3 separate regions of the Homo sapiens genome follow, and all the other regions are linked to region 3. Evidence: chromatin contacts called from ENCODE Hi-C or POLR2A ChIA-PET data. All regions are on one chromosome and are shown on one strand. The core of a region is the stretch at or near the end of the contact, and the rest is flanking DNA. Distances in the headings are between cores, read along the strand shown.

What was found. Hi-C counts contacts between places; a loop is a spot of excess contacts on that map. ChIA-PET counts read pairs that join two places held with the same protein, here RNA polymerase II (POLR2A). Pooled maps may share reads with other maps.
Region 1: a pooled map shows a loop between it and region 3 (2.5-fold over the local background). The contact joins two enhancer-like sites. A Hi-C loop is called at or near these places in 1 of 168 maps with a recorded cell type or tissue (natural killer cell) and 5 of 50 pooled maps. POLR2A ChIA-PET finds 5 or more read pairs at or near these places in 3 of 52 experiments (CD4-positive, alpha-beta T cell, CD4-positive, alpha-beta memory T cell and activated CD4-positive, alpha-beta T cell).
Region 2: a map of naive thymus-derived CD4-positive, alpha-beta T cell shows a loop between it and region 3 (2.5-fold over the local background). The contact joins the promoter of RORA-AS1 here to the enhancer-like site in region 3. A Hi-C loop is called at or near these places in 2 of 168 maps with a recorded cell type or tissue (naive thymus-derived CD4-positive, alpha-beta T cell and natural killer cell) and 5 of 50 pooled maps. POLR2A ChIA-PET finds 5 or more read pairs at or near these places in 1 of 52 experiments (activated T-cell).

Annotation. Positions count from the first base shown.
Region 1 is chr15:60,548,596-60,552,980 of GRCh38, reverse strand. The region is part of intron 2 of RORA (RAR related orphan receptor A); the gene reads left to right. The region is part of intron 3 of RORA-AS1 (RORA antisense RNA 1); the gene reads right to left. Among named protein-coding and RNA genes, the nearest start is that of RORA-AS1, 72 kb to the right of the region's middle. Within about 2 kb of position 1,641, at least 4 of the 41 ENCODE cell types and tissues checked have a DNase peak (open chromatin) inside an H3K27ac peak, as active enhancers do; they include CD4-positive, alpha-beta T cell and natural killer cell, where a contact is called at or near this core.
Region 2 is chr15:60,475,984-60,480,769 of GRCh38, reverse strand. It overlaps RORA-AS1 (RORA antisense RNA 1), which reads right to left and starts at 1,592. Exons shown (of 6, transcript NR_120342.1): 1 at 1,372-1,592. It overlaps ICE2 (interactor of little elongation complex ELL subunit 2), which reads left to right and starts at 1,628. Exons shown (of 16, transcript NM_024611.6): 1 at 1,628-1,767; 2 at 2,701-2,833; 3 at 4,603-4,707. The coding sequence starts at 2,793. RefSeq lists enhancers at 1,827-2,354, 2,677-2,796.
Region 3 is chr15:60,842,355-60,847,058 of GRCh38, reverse strand. The region is part of intron 1 of RORA (RAR related orphan receptor A); the gene reads left to right. Among named protein-coding and RNA genes, the nearest start is that of RORA-AS4, 81 kb to the right of the region's middle. Within about 2 kb of position 2,423, at least 3 of the 41 ENCODE cell types and tissues checked have a DNase peak (open chromatin) inside an H3K27ac peak, as active enhancers do; they include CD4-positive, alpha-beta T cell and natural killer cell, where a contact is called at or near this core.

The DNA of each region.
Region 1 (4,385 bases), core at 392-2,891, 290 kb after region 3:
TGATCACAGTGCTAATAAGTGGAAGATTTAGCATTGGGGTCCAAGGCTGTCTATCTGTAAAGCCACTCCTTGACATCTGACAACATATATGGAGAGGTCCATGTGCTGACCACTTGTAGCCCAGCCCTAGATGTCACAAGAGTAGTTATTAACTTTCTCACCTCCAGCCTTTTCTTTTAATCCTGTGAATTCCTTTGACATCTGTGGGTGGCAGGCTCTAGTAAATGTAGTTCAGAAGAAGATGCCTGCCCCAATTGATTTTTTTAGACACTTTAATTTGTGTTGGTTCTTGCTGTAGTTTCCACACTAGAAGGAAAGACCTGAGGCTGTCATTGGGTATTTTAATAACCCTTTCATTCCACTCCAGGGTAGTAGATATTACATGCTAGAAGCAGGTGGTAGGATTTCCTAATTTATTTATTCCTTTGGAGCACCTGCTATGTGTCAGGCACTGAGGCAGGCACTGGGAAGACAGGATGGAGAAGAATGACAGGTTCCTGCTCTATACATCTTATTCTTAATGTGTGGAGACAGCTAATAAATACGTGGCATTCCAGGGACTGATAAAGGCTTTGTAGAATGAATGCAGGTATTCATAGCAGGTGACTTGCGGGGAGAGGGCGAGGGATGCCTTGGGTTTTTCATTTCCTGTGGACCCTAGGACAAATATTAAGAAAAACTTTTCAAAAAGCAAGATAAGCTTCTGTATCTCTGAAATGACTGCAGTGCACTTGTGGCTCAGACGGAGACTGAGGAAAATGTAAAAAGACATGGTGTAATTTCAGTGTAATTTTCCTGTTTGACACCACTATCATTTTCCCAGTCTTCTGGGCCCTTCTCTCCCTGATAACTCTCTGCACCTGCAGCTGCATCGTGTTCTACCTATGATGCAAGGCTCACTGCCTCTCCCTAACACCACCACTGTGAACCACGAAGGATCCTGTGTTTTGTGTCCTCAAAGTCAGGTCCCCTGTGGCTACCGAAGTTCAACCACCTACACTGATAAAAGAGCCTCGGCTCACTCTTCCCAAGTGAATTGTTTCTGTTCACACTGGTTCTGTTTTTCTCTGTGAAATGAGGAGGTTGGGATAAACCCCAGTTGAAAAGGTGGCAGGAGAATGAACAGATGGTGGCAGTATCACCTTGGTCTTGCCCAAGCTTGGTAACCTTAGGACAGTCACTTTACCTCTCAGTCTCAGGTGCCTTGACTGAAAAGAAAGGGGTTTGATTTGTTAATCACAGAGGTCTTTATGGACCTGGCATTGAATGATTTAAAAGGTTCCATGTAGCTCTTTAGAGTACACTAAACAAAACAAAAACTATGATTTACTAGAGGCTGTGCATCTCTTTCCAGAGGAGTTTCAGACCAGGAAAGAGGACAGTAGTACAGTATCATTGTGGGGCGGTAGGAAAAATTATTCAAGGTCTTTTAACTTTCATTCCTGAGGACAGTTAGTGAGGGAAATGAACTCTTATGAGGTTGTTAATGAGATCAGAGCAAAGATGGCTCTTTGTACTCCCAAACTATGTTTAATTTCTTAAACTTTAGAAATGGCAGGTTTTAACTAAGTCAGCCAGATGAGGATGTGGGAACCGAGCAGGGACCAGGATGAGCCAAAGCATCAGAATCACTTACTTGTGAAACTGACCGGCTTCTGCTTGTTATCTGTCATTTTACTCCATATTGAGGTCAGAGTGGTAAAGCTATTTTGCAGTATACATTTCCTTTTGCTTAAAAGACATGAGATTATCAAAACAACAGGGAAGGGACGTTACTCACTCTCACCAGTAATTTTCAAATGCTGAAAATAAATGTGCCTAGATATAGTCTCCATAAATATATTAATGTGTTGCATATTCCCTATATAGCTATAGTTATTTCTTAATTGATTTCACTCTGCAATACTGTGAAATCGCCTTATGGAAATCTGAAACATAAAAAGATACCACTTTTTATGACTTTGTAGCTATCCTGTTTTCTTCTAAAGGTATTGGTTAAGTGCATTGAAGCATGGGTGGTCCACACAGTGGCTCTTCCAGACAAACTAAATTAGCAGAAGGAGCAGCAAAACCAGCAGTTATGCAAAATGTTTCTTTTTGTTTTCTTTAATTGTGGTAATGAGTTCATTCAATTTTGAAAGCTTATCTTTGTATGCCTGTCTTCCATGAAATTTTGAGGTGTGAATTCAGCCATTCATTGCTTGAGCTTTTATTATTTCAGAATTAGGGTAGCATTACTTCTTTTCCCTCATCATCCCCTTGGAGAGTCACCATCTAGATGATAATATATACTTCTATTTATGTCTTTCTCCTAGTGTCCTTAAGCCTTAAGGAAAAGAAACAACATCAAAAAACATTAATTTTTTTCCATTGAAAGCTGATCCATGTGTGTGCTGACAATAACTTTAATCCCTTTAATGTCCAAGTGAGGAGGATTGAAAACTGGTAACACTTTCATTGATATTTTTTAAATATGCTCTTATAGCAAAAAAAGTTTGATATCTTTTTGGTGACCACTTAAAGGAGAAACTATTGACGCATAAATTATAAATTCTATGGCTTTAAATATTATTTTTTGAGATGAATGTGTTTGGGGTAGAATATGAACAACTTAAAACTTTAAAATTTCCATCTAAATTTCAAGTCTTAAATGTGCCTCTTGGTTTTTTGTTTGTTTGTTTGTTTGTTTTTGAGACGGAGTCTCACTCTGCTGCCCAGGCTGGAGTGCAATGGCACGATCTTGGTTCACTGCAACCTCCATCCCCCAGGTTCAAGAAATTCTCTGCCTCAGCCTCCCGAGTAGCTGGGATTATAGGCGTGTGCCATCACACCTGGCTAATTTTTGTATTTTTAGTAGAGATGGGATTTCACCATCTTGGCCAGGCTGGTCTTGAACTCCTGACCTCATGATCCACCTACCACGGTCTTTCAAAGTGCTGGGATTACAGGCGTGAGCCACCGCGCCCGGCCCCTCTTCTACACTTTTTTCAAGGTCGGAAGCAGCTCACATATAGACAATTACATCTTCAGCCACTTAGTTTTTTAATATCACTTTCGTTTCATAAAATGAGCTATGTTGTCCTTACAATTCAGTTGATGGCCAGAAGAAAATCAGACCCTTTATAAAAAGTAGGACTTTAAAAAGCACTGGTGTCCTATTGTAGGCTGTTTCACAATACACATAGTAAAATATGAATTTTATTGTTTGTTTTGTTGATTGGGAAGGAGATGGGAGGGGGTGGAGAGTGACGTTATAGTTTGAATTTATAATTTGAAAGCAGAGAAAATGGATGAAATAAAAAGATTACCATATGAGTATCACCAGATCCTCCCTCCCACACACACATACCTATCCCCAGGCAATCTTTCTGTGAGAATTTACCTTGGTGTTTAAAAATCACGGCAATATAAAAGTGATATTAAAAATAGTATACTACCACTGTAAGAAGTATGACAAACATGTGAGATCCTGAGAAACTGCAGAATATTTTCTCATTCAAAGTTTAGTACCTTGGTCTTATAGTGTTTGACACTAAAAAACATAGCAAATACTCTTTTATATTTAGCCTATTCCGTGATGCCTTGTTTCTTAAATTAATTCATGGGCAATGAATGGGGGAGGAAAAATAACAACAACAAATATGCCCTGGTGATATAGTAAATGCCACTTTCCAACACTTGCTCGCTACCTAAGAAAATCACTTTATTTTCTTCTCTCATGCCCAGCTTGATTGCAGAGAGCAAGAGAGTAGATGGAAACTGTGGGGTTATTTTTTAACGTTATATCATTAACTCCATCCAACACAACATGCTTAATTCCTTGTTTCTCGTAACTTTGGGATGAAGTATGGTGTTTTGTTGCCTGTTTACAAAATAGGCGACAGACACAGAACATAAGAGCTGCTACATATCATAGAACATATCGAGAATGCCAGAGATTTTTCCTGTTTTCTTCCACAAGACCATGTTAAACTGTGTGTATCAAGTTTAATAAGAGCAATGTAAAGCTACTTGATTACATTTTTATCCACAACATGATTTTAAACTAATGCTATTGGCCAGGCGCGGTGGCTCATGCCTGTAATCCCAGCACTTTGGGAGGCCAAGGCGGGCGGATCATGAGGTCAGGAGATCGAGACCACGGTGAAACCCTGTCTCTACTAAAAATACAAAAAATTAGCCAGGCATGGTGGTGGGCGCCTGTAGTCCCAGCTACTCGGGAGGCTGAGGCAGGAGAATGGTGTGAACCTGGGAGGTGGAGGTTGCAGTGAGCCGAGATCGCGCCACTGCACTCCAGCCTGGGGAACAGAGCGAGACTCTGTCTCAAATAAATAAATAAATAAATACACTAATGCTATTTACCGTGAAGTGTAGTAGTTATACTT
Region 2 (4,786 bases), core at 343-2,842, 370 kb after region 3:
CCCAGCACTTAGGGAGGCCAAGGTGGGCAGATCACTTGAGGTCAAGAGTTAAAGATCACCCTGGCAAACCCCATCTCTACTAAAAAAAAAATACAAAAATTAGCCAAGTGTGGTGGCATGCACTTGTAGTCCCAGCTACTAGGGAGACTGACGCAGGAGAATCGCTTGAACCCAGGTGGCAGAAGTTGCAGTGAGCTGAGATCACACCACTGCACTCCAGTCTGGGAGACTCTGTCTTAAAATAAAATGTAGAACATGCTTCCCTAATAGCACACACTAGATTCTGTTTATGCAATAAGTTTATGCAGTTCCTTGTATTAAAAAAAATTATAGGAGGCCATTGTTTAGAACTTCTGCACTAGACCCCAAGAGACCAGACTAAAATAAAAATGGTATCACTCAGGCTCACCACACCGAAACTGAGTTATGTGGCCCTCCAAGAAATCAGGAGACAGAGGTAACAGGCCAGTTTCAATTTTCAATCAGCAAGATAATGAATTTCCTCTGTTTTAGTCCCTACAGCAAAGAGTAACTTGAAGTAACCTGATGTTAACCAATCAGTTATCTTTCTATTGTACTGTCTGTCTCCACCTTACCAGGAAAGTAACTTTGAAATGATCAATCTGCTTTTTGTTCTTTGTTTCTACTTTCTACAGACCTTTTTTCTGTCCGTAATGCCAACCTCCTCTGTTCCACTCATTGGGACACTCATTCCATTTTATGGAATGAAGTGTTGCCTGATTCCAGAATCGCAATAAGGCCAACTGAGATCTTTAGATGTGTCAAATTTTTGTCTTTTGACACTTGTGCTGGTCTGTCTAGAACGCCCTTTCTCTTCATTCCACATACCCACATTCTTCAAATGAGCTCACACGGCAGGTGCTCAGTGCAGCAACTGACATGTAAGTACTCAATACTATTCAAAACTGCGTTTTGTCCCTCACACTAGCTATTCCTCTCCCTCTAACCTCAATCTATACACCTTTCTTATGTAGTTTATTACTTTCTATTGTATTTAATGTAAATGTCTTAGATTGCCAGAGATCCAAAGCACTGGAAAAATCAGTATTCAGTCTTAGTCCATGTGTACCCAGCACCAAGCACAAAGTACTCTGTTTACGGTCAATAAATCTTTCCGTAATGGATGAGAACAAAACTAGTGTTTGAACTCACAGCTAAAACTGGATGGGGAGTGGAGCGGAGGTGAAGGAGCACTTAATGAGGCCCTACTATGTGCCAGGTACTGTGCAGAGCACAGCTTCTTCCTTTGTTTCATTTAATCCTTTCCAAAAAACCGTATGATGCAGCAGTAACAATTTCATCTCCATTTTACATATGAGGAGTTTGGGTTACGGAAGTCAGGAAACTTGCCTGAGGTCACAACCAAGTATGTTTGGGTCTTTCCAGTACCGCACTTGTCGCTTGTCCGCCTTCCAATTTATCACTCCCCTCCTCTCCCCGACGAAGGTCGAGGACTTTCTAGGAAAACACGCAGTCTCCAACCACTTCCGCCTGGCGAGCCCAGTCTCGCACTTCGCTGCCAGAACCACAGCGAGCGCTTGTGGCGGGAGGAAAGGAGGGGAGCAGCCGTCAAGACGCAAGGCCCCGCCCACTATGTCGCTGAGACGTCATCACGCAGGGCCGAGTCGGCGCGGCCACATCCTTTAAATATGGTCTTTTTTGGGCGCGCGCGACAATGTGAGGAGTGGGGTGGAGCGTGTGTGGTGTGTGGCTGCGGCCTGGGCAAGAGCCGCCGCGGACCATGAGGTGGGCGGAAAGGCTGTGTTGCAGCCCAGACGCGGACGGGAGGGCGCTGCCGGGCCAGCGGGCGTGCTCATGCAGGGGCGGGAGGAGGGAACATGGCGGCCGGGCCAGGACCCTTTGCTCCTGGCTCTGCGCGGCTCCTACCCCTGCTTTGCTTGCCCTTTTACCTGCTTTTCTGGAACCTTGTTTCCCCTCTCTTTGCGTCCCCTTTCCCTCAGCCGTTTCTTTTGCCTTCCTCGACTATTCCCCCCCAGCTCCACACTGGGTCGAAGTGTGAGAGGTAGATTAAGTGGGAGCCGGTCGGGCCCGTTCGGTGTCGAGAGACCGACTCCTAAATTTGATTAGGTTCTCGCAGGTCACTTTATCAGTCTGCCTGGGGTCACAGGAGAAGTACTGAACATGAGAGATCAAGCCTGATTTGTAGTCCTGATGATGTCTGTAAGTGATCTTGTGAAATGTCACTTAAGTTGACCTCAAGTCTTCTCAAATGTGAGGTTCTTTGTGAAAGGCCTAAGATTCCTGATATCGAGGTAGCTTTTGTCATAAAGTGCCTGCCAGAATCTGCCCCATAACAAAGCATGGTCGGGAAAACAAAAGATTTATTTTGGCAGTAAGGGAATGGAAAACTGAGTTGACTTCCCGTTCCATGCCATCAAGTGGCCTAGTATGTAAGCAATGAGAACACCGTTCTGTTTCAGCTCTTATTTCCATAGTGAGTGTCCTGAGAGTAACACTCCCGGCGTAGATTAAATGGAAAAGGGCTCGTCCTGTATCGTCATTGCTGCTCTGCTACAAAGAACCTTGGGTCTGCTGTATTCTGTTTTAGGTGCCACAGTCTGTTGAGGGTAGATGTTTAGGGAGAGATTCTTCCTCACCTAATAGCACCTGGCCTAGCCAATCACTTGCTTTTGATCTTGGCCTTTTGTTTTTACTCAGCTGAGTAAGTTCTGGAGGGATCCTGCCTCTTGGAGCCTTCGCAGCCAGGCAGCTGTGAACTGTGAGCTAGAGTGAAGCAGAAATCTAGGAAGATGAGCTCCAAGATGGTCATAAGTGAACCAGGACTGAATTGGTGAGTTGTAGCCACTTTGTAATCCACTGAAGAGGAGTGTAGTGGGGCTGATGGTTGACATAAGAAAATAGATTTCTGGCATAGAGAGATTTGGAGGAAACAGAAAATACAAGTTTAGGGTCTCAGAATTTACCCTATCCTCATCTTCACATACGGAATGCTAGAGTTATGGCTGACTGTACTTCCACTCCTATAGTGGAACAACACAGTTCAGCACTCAAATTATTTTTAGGTATAATTCCCTCAGGTATTTATTGTTGGTCTCCTGTGAAGGAGAGATACTGGAATTTTCTTGAGTCCAAGAACCTTGGCCCATTTCCATACAAGTAATAAAAAAGACCCTCTTTAAGAATAGACATGCTTTTTGTTATATTGAAATCTATATCAAATGATATAAATGCATAGACTGTATTTTAAAAGTGTATGAGAACTTTGCAAATAGAGAACCTGGTTAAATAATATAGTGGTTTTGTAGCCATCTAGCTAATACATGTGCTGCTTTAGTTCATTTTAACACACATTTACTAAGCCAGCCAAGGAGGATCAAATGTTATAAATGGTTACAAAGAGTATTAAAATAGTACCTGACTCAGACTATTAAGTCAGTATGTTCATTGAGTATTTGTTTATTGCTAACAACACTCCCATCCCCAGGGAGCTCACAATCCCTGAGACCCTTTACTTTGTTTTTATATGATGTGCAGAAACTTAAGAATTTATTGAGATGTCACAGATACAATACCACGACAAGGTAATAAGAAACTATACTGATGCATAGCAAATAAGACTTTCTAATTTTACCATTAATACCTTAATATAGTTTTTTGGATAAATGCCTTTAAGAACAGTTTAAAAAGGAGAAGAGTATGGAGCAAATATGCTAGAATTTCCTATCTGGGCACTAGGACACCCAGAAGTTACCATTTGATTAGGTAAGAGGTATGCACATTTGCATTCCTTGCCAGTGCTATAAAGTATGCATTCAGATGTAGCACAGATGCTCTTGTATACCACCGGCATTGTGGAACTAGTTGTGGTTTAGAACCTTTGCACAATATTGTAGCCCTTGGAATTATCCTTTTCCACGGAATTTTACTGACCTTTGTCCTCCCTAGTAACGTTAATGGATTCAGTGTTTTCAAGTTTTTAATTCCTTCATTCAAACAGCATTTTTGGATGCCTAACTATATGGAAAGCATTGAATATAATATGTTAGTCTCTAAATTAATTATGGTGTTATGAAAAATCATATCACCTTTGAGGTGGTTTTAGCAAACCAGTTATCCCATTTGCCAAAGTAAACAAAATAGCTAGGCTATTTAGTCTTTGTAGTGTCTTTTGGCTCAGCACAGTAGTGCATGAAACAAAAATAAGTTGAGAAGTGTTTTCAGCAACCAAGTATCTTAATGTTATGTCCTAGAGCCAGAAGTGAGGCCAGCCTTTGACAGACCCTTGATTATACTTCAGTCTTTTCTATCTTTAACTTTCCAGTCTCTGTGACATTTATTTAATTGTGTACTACAGAAAATGTAGAGCTGATTATTGGAGCTGGAGAATTCCATAATGGGCCTGGGTTTAAAGCTATCCAAGAAGTAACACTTCTAAGCCCACAGATCTGGTATATGAAATTAAACATAGTAAGAAGAGATTGTCTGGGGATGGGGGGGTAAGAAGGTATGAAATTGTAAGTTACAATTGTGCCATTATGTGTCATAGTCTAGCATGAGATTTTGAATTGTCAAATGTAAGTAAATTACTTTGTTTCACAGGGATATTTCCCCCAAAAATGGCCTTAAGACATTTTTCTCTCGAGAAAATTATAAAGATCATTCCATGGCTCCAAGTTTAAAAGAACTACGTGTTTTATCCAACAGGTAATATGTTTATTTGGTTATTTATTTCCATATTTGATGGTCGTTTTTCTGATAGTTGAAGTTTTATGTGTATCTCTAG
Region 3 (4,704 bases), core at 1,174-3,673:
ACTTTTAAGCTATACCCATGCTCTCTTGAGCTCTTGCTGTGACCCTGATATTAACCATAAAAGTATAGCCCAAAAAGCTTGGTACCAAAAGAGCATCATGTATATCCATTTAGATTTTTACAGTGATATTAAAAGGGGTTATGAAACAGAAAATAAAGATCTGAATTAAACATTTAGGTCATGGTGGTTTTGCATAAAGTCTAGTATGTGAGAAGCATATTCGATACTGCACAAGACAATAAAAACAATAGCAATGTTTATTAGAATATCCTATTTAGAACCAGCAATCTGTGCAACATACTCAGCTTTTAGGAGATGGGCTGGCCCCGAGTTTCTTTCCGATGATGGATTTGGTGGGCTGGCATCTTGACCCTGTCATCCAGCCTGCGGGTACCATCAAAAGGCAGCTTGACCATTTTTGATATGTAGTGACAAAAGCTCTAATGTGTGAGTACAAAGGTGCCTTCTGTGAGTGCTTTGGTGCTTTAGCGCTTCAGTCAAATTACCAGTGGCTCTAATTAGTGTTCCTGAAATCTGGAGCAATCTATATCTGCATTCCAAAAAGGGGTGGAATGTTTCCCTCTGATAACACATTAGTATGAGTCCTTCCTAGATGGGTGTTCTGAAATTATAAGGACGTGATAGTGTGGAGGAGAAGCAGTTACGATAGAGAAACCTGTTGCTTTGAAAATCAGCAGTGATCTTTGCAATCAGCTGATTAATAAATATTTATACAGTACCTATCAAGTGCTACACTCTGAAAAAAATAAGTATGCAATGATAAATCACAGTACGGGCACCAATGTGGTTCTGACCTGGAAGCGAGTAGACCTGAGCCCTGACAGCCACTTACGATTGCTGCTATCTTTGGTTTAATCATTGTATAGCAGAGACAATAGTTATTGTCTCAACCAAGATTCATTTCCCTAGGACAAGTTACTTTATCTCTCTGGACCTCAAGATTAAGAGGGTCTGAAGGGATCATGCTGGTGGTGGTAATAAAAATAGCTTCACAGCTGGGCGCGGTGGCTCACGCCTGTAATCCCAGCACTTTGGGAGCCCGAGGGGAGCGGATCACGAGGTCAGGAGATTGAGACCATCCTGGCTAACAAGGTGAAACCCCGTCTCTACTAAAAATACAAAAATTAGCCGGGTGTGGTGGCAGGCACCTGTAGTCCCTGCTACTCGGGAAGCTGAGGTAGGAGAATGGTGTGAACCCGGGAGGCGGAGGTTGCAGTGAGCGGAGATCGCACCACTGCACTGCAGCCTGGGCGACAGAGCAAGACTCCATCTCAAACAAGCAAACAAAAAAATGGCTTCACATACTGAGGTGTATAATTGTGCTAAGTACTTTAATGCGAATTAACTCATATATTTCTAAAGCAAACTCAACTAGAAGATGGGTTCTGTTAGTCCCAATTTATAAATGAGAAAGCTGAGATTTAGGTTGTGTGACTTACCTGAAATCAAAGAACACCGACTAATGCCAGAGCTGAGATTCAGTAGCAAGTTTTAGAGCCTGTAAAGCTTCCAATCGGCACCCCCGGAAGCTCATCCCAGCTGTCACATTCTGTGGATCTGGGGACCTTAAAGAATCATCAAAAGATTGCCTGGGGAAACGAAAAGGTTGAAAACTGATGGGGGAAACCATATTTCAGGGAAATAGGGACGAGGCATTAGCAGAGCTTCAGAGAGGAGAAACATACCATCGTCTGTGGCTCAGAGAATTCAGAACCTAACTACATCAGAATACCGTGATGCTGAAATGCAGTGTGTCTTTCTGGGACACACACCGATAAATCAATGCTGAGATCTCAATTTGTGTTGACGTAGTGATGGTCATTCAGCAAATGAGCCTTCACATAGCAGGCAGTGCCACCCGGAAAGGCACTTCAAGGTTGCTGTATGACAACTAGTCTCACCTTCTCAACCTTTTCATTTTATACCAGTGTCAGCCACAGCTGGAGGACTTGTGAATTTCACTTTAACTATAATATTTAGTGAGGACACACACACACACACTCACACACTGGCACCCACAAAGTCTTCACTTTGAAACAAGGGTGGGTTTGGTTTCCTTCACTTATACAACTGATGCCTACCAGGGATATTTTTGTTTAGACGGCTCATTGGCCACAAACCGTTTCATTATGTGTTGCCCAGTTACCTTGGCTTCCTGCACATTCTTTTGAGCAGATAGTTCATCTCCTTATCTCAAAGAATTGTTTCCCCAAGTGTAGCCCTGGAGCCAATAGCTTTGATACCATCGAGGCAAGAAGGCATTAAACCACCTTTTTTGTAATTGTCTTAGTCTTACTTTTTCATGTCTGTTTCATGAAAAGTTGATGTGGTTAGATTTAAGCTGGGCCTCGCTGAGGGTATCATCTGTGCCTGGGGTTACCCACATCATCACGTGGCTTACCTTCCTTTGCAGTATGGTGATCTTATCTTCTTTGCTGCTTCTTGCCATAGAGCAACCAGCTCCTTCTAGCTCCTATGTGTGTGTGCATGCATACAAGTGTGCATTCGACATGCGTGGAGGCTTGCTCGTGGCAGCAGCTTGTAAAATGACACTTTACCATTCAGAATGAAAACTGGCTGGTTGGGGGCCTTTGCTATACTCTTAGGGGCAAACGACAACAACAACAACAACAACTCCTTCATTGGCTTTTCCATTTGGGAACTTGGAGCAAAGTTTTCCTTAAGTAGATGCATTTCTGTGTAGTTTAAAGTAGTAATTCTTTTGTTCCCTCTGTGTCCCAGTAACTGAGCTGACAACCCAGGGTACAAAGATGAATATGACTGAGTCACTGTCCTTGAGAGAGCCTCAGGACAGCCATAGGAGAAAACATGTTAACAAATAGCTAGAATTCAACTCAGGAAGGGCAGAGAGGTGCCAGGAACAGAGTTCTCTGGGAAGACAAGTGAGGGGACTAGGAGAGAAGAGCCAGAGGAGGCTATGAAAAGGAGCAGGCATTTAAACTCCATCCTCAAAGTCAAGTGCAGGTTTGCCAGTTAAAGAGGGGAAGATATTCCTGGTGGAGAGAATAACCAAAAAAAAAGTAAATGAAGATGTGAAAGTGTGGGCTATGTTTCCTGTGCCCTGAGCAGAGTAGGTATATTAGGGTGAGGCTGTAGAAAGATGGGCCAGCCCAGCTGAGGAAGGACTTAGTGCATTATCCTGAGATGTTTAGCATTCAGGGTATGCTTTAAGATTCAATCCAACAAGTGCACCAGAGACCCAGGAAAAGCAAAAAGAGACATTCACGGACCTTGCCAAAATGGAGAACTTTGCCTTCCCCAGCAAGACAGGGCTGTGCCAGCCGTTCTGTCCCTGGTTCTGACTCAGCCTTTGGCTTTCTTTTCATCAGTCATTTAACCCTCCGAGAACCTGGCTTGCCACGGTCAGAGTGTGAATCTTGAAAGCGTCCTTGACCCCTCCTGACAACTGTAAAGTCATGGGAAGAATTGCTCTTGTAACTCATCTTGCCCTTGGGCAGCTAGTGGACATTTGACCATGACACGTGTAACAAGAACAGTTGGTTTGTGTGGCTGCAGCAGCCACATCACAGGGAGAGGGAAAGAGCTCTCCGCCTGGGAGAAAAGGCCTTGGGAACTGTGTGGGCTCTACCACTCTGATACTGAATGACCTTGGACAAGTTATTTCTCTCCAGGCTCCGATGTCCTCACCTGTAAAATGAGGTACCTGGACTTTATGGCTACTAAGAGGCCTTTTCTCCCTTCTACCGTGTCTGATTCTGCCTTGACTCTTTAATTTTTAGGAAGTTAGAGTGCAGGAGACTGACCAGGGAGCGTCTCTGCTTAACATGGGGACTCTGAGATTTGTGCATGTTTGTGCTTTGAGCAAGGAAAAAACAAATCACCAAGTGGCCCAGCGAGGTTGTTCCTTCTTCCATTTCCTTGCAGCAGAACAGCAGGGGGAGGGAGAGCGGCAGAACCCAGCTTCTTGGCTGAGTAGATCTTGGGTTTGGACATTTGGAGAATTACCTTAGGAATGGAGTTTCACGAGGGGTGTGGTGGGTGAACGAGAAGGGTGGACAGAGAAAGAGGCTGCTGCAGGATGCAGAGAAAGAGCCCACGTTTCAAATGAATACAGCCAGCCCCAGCTCTTCCACCACCCACTCTCACTCAGCAGATGTGGCGGGCTGGCACTCACTGCCCATCTACTTGAAGCTTCCTGGGCTGCGTGTCTTCTTTATCCACCCGATCTTCTACTTTGAAGGCTGAGAACTTTCAGCTCATATGGATTGAGGACTTCTTAGAGCTCCTCTGCCCCAGGCACCAGTTTGGGTTTGGGAGGGGGTGACCATGACAGCCCAGGACCTGTGTGGAGGGTCGGGGGAGGGGTGTGACAGCAGCACAGGGCATCCGTTCAGGTAGAAGGGGCAGTGAAGGGGTCAAGAGCATGGGTTTTGACATCATAAGATCTGCAGTCCAATGCTCACCACTGACCACTGACCCACTGTCAGCCTTCTGAAGCTGCTTCATCTCTACAGGCCTGAAAATGGAAAGTGCAAGTAATGAAACTTCATGTAGGACTCTTGTGAGAACTAACTCAGGAAGCAATGCTTAACGCTGTATCTGATGTGTACTAAGTGGCCCATAAATCATAAATGGTAGCTTTGAAAATATCTATTATGATTAATGCTTTGAACAGTAAGTTAGGGTCAAGATGTAGAAGTT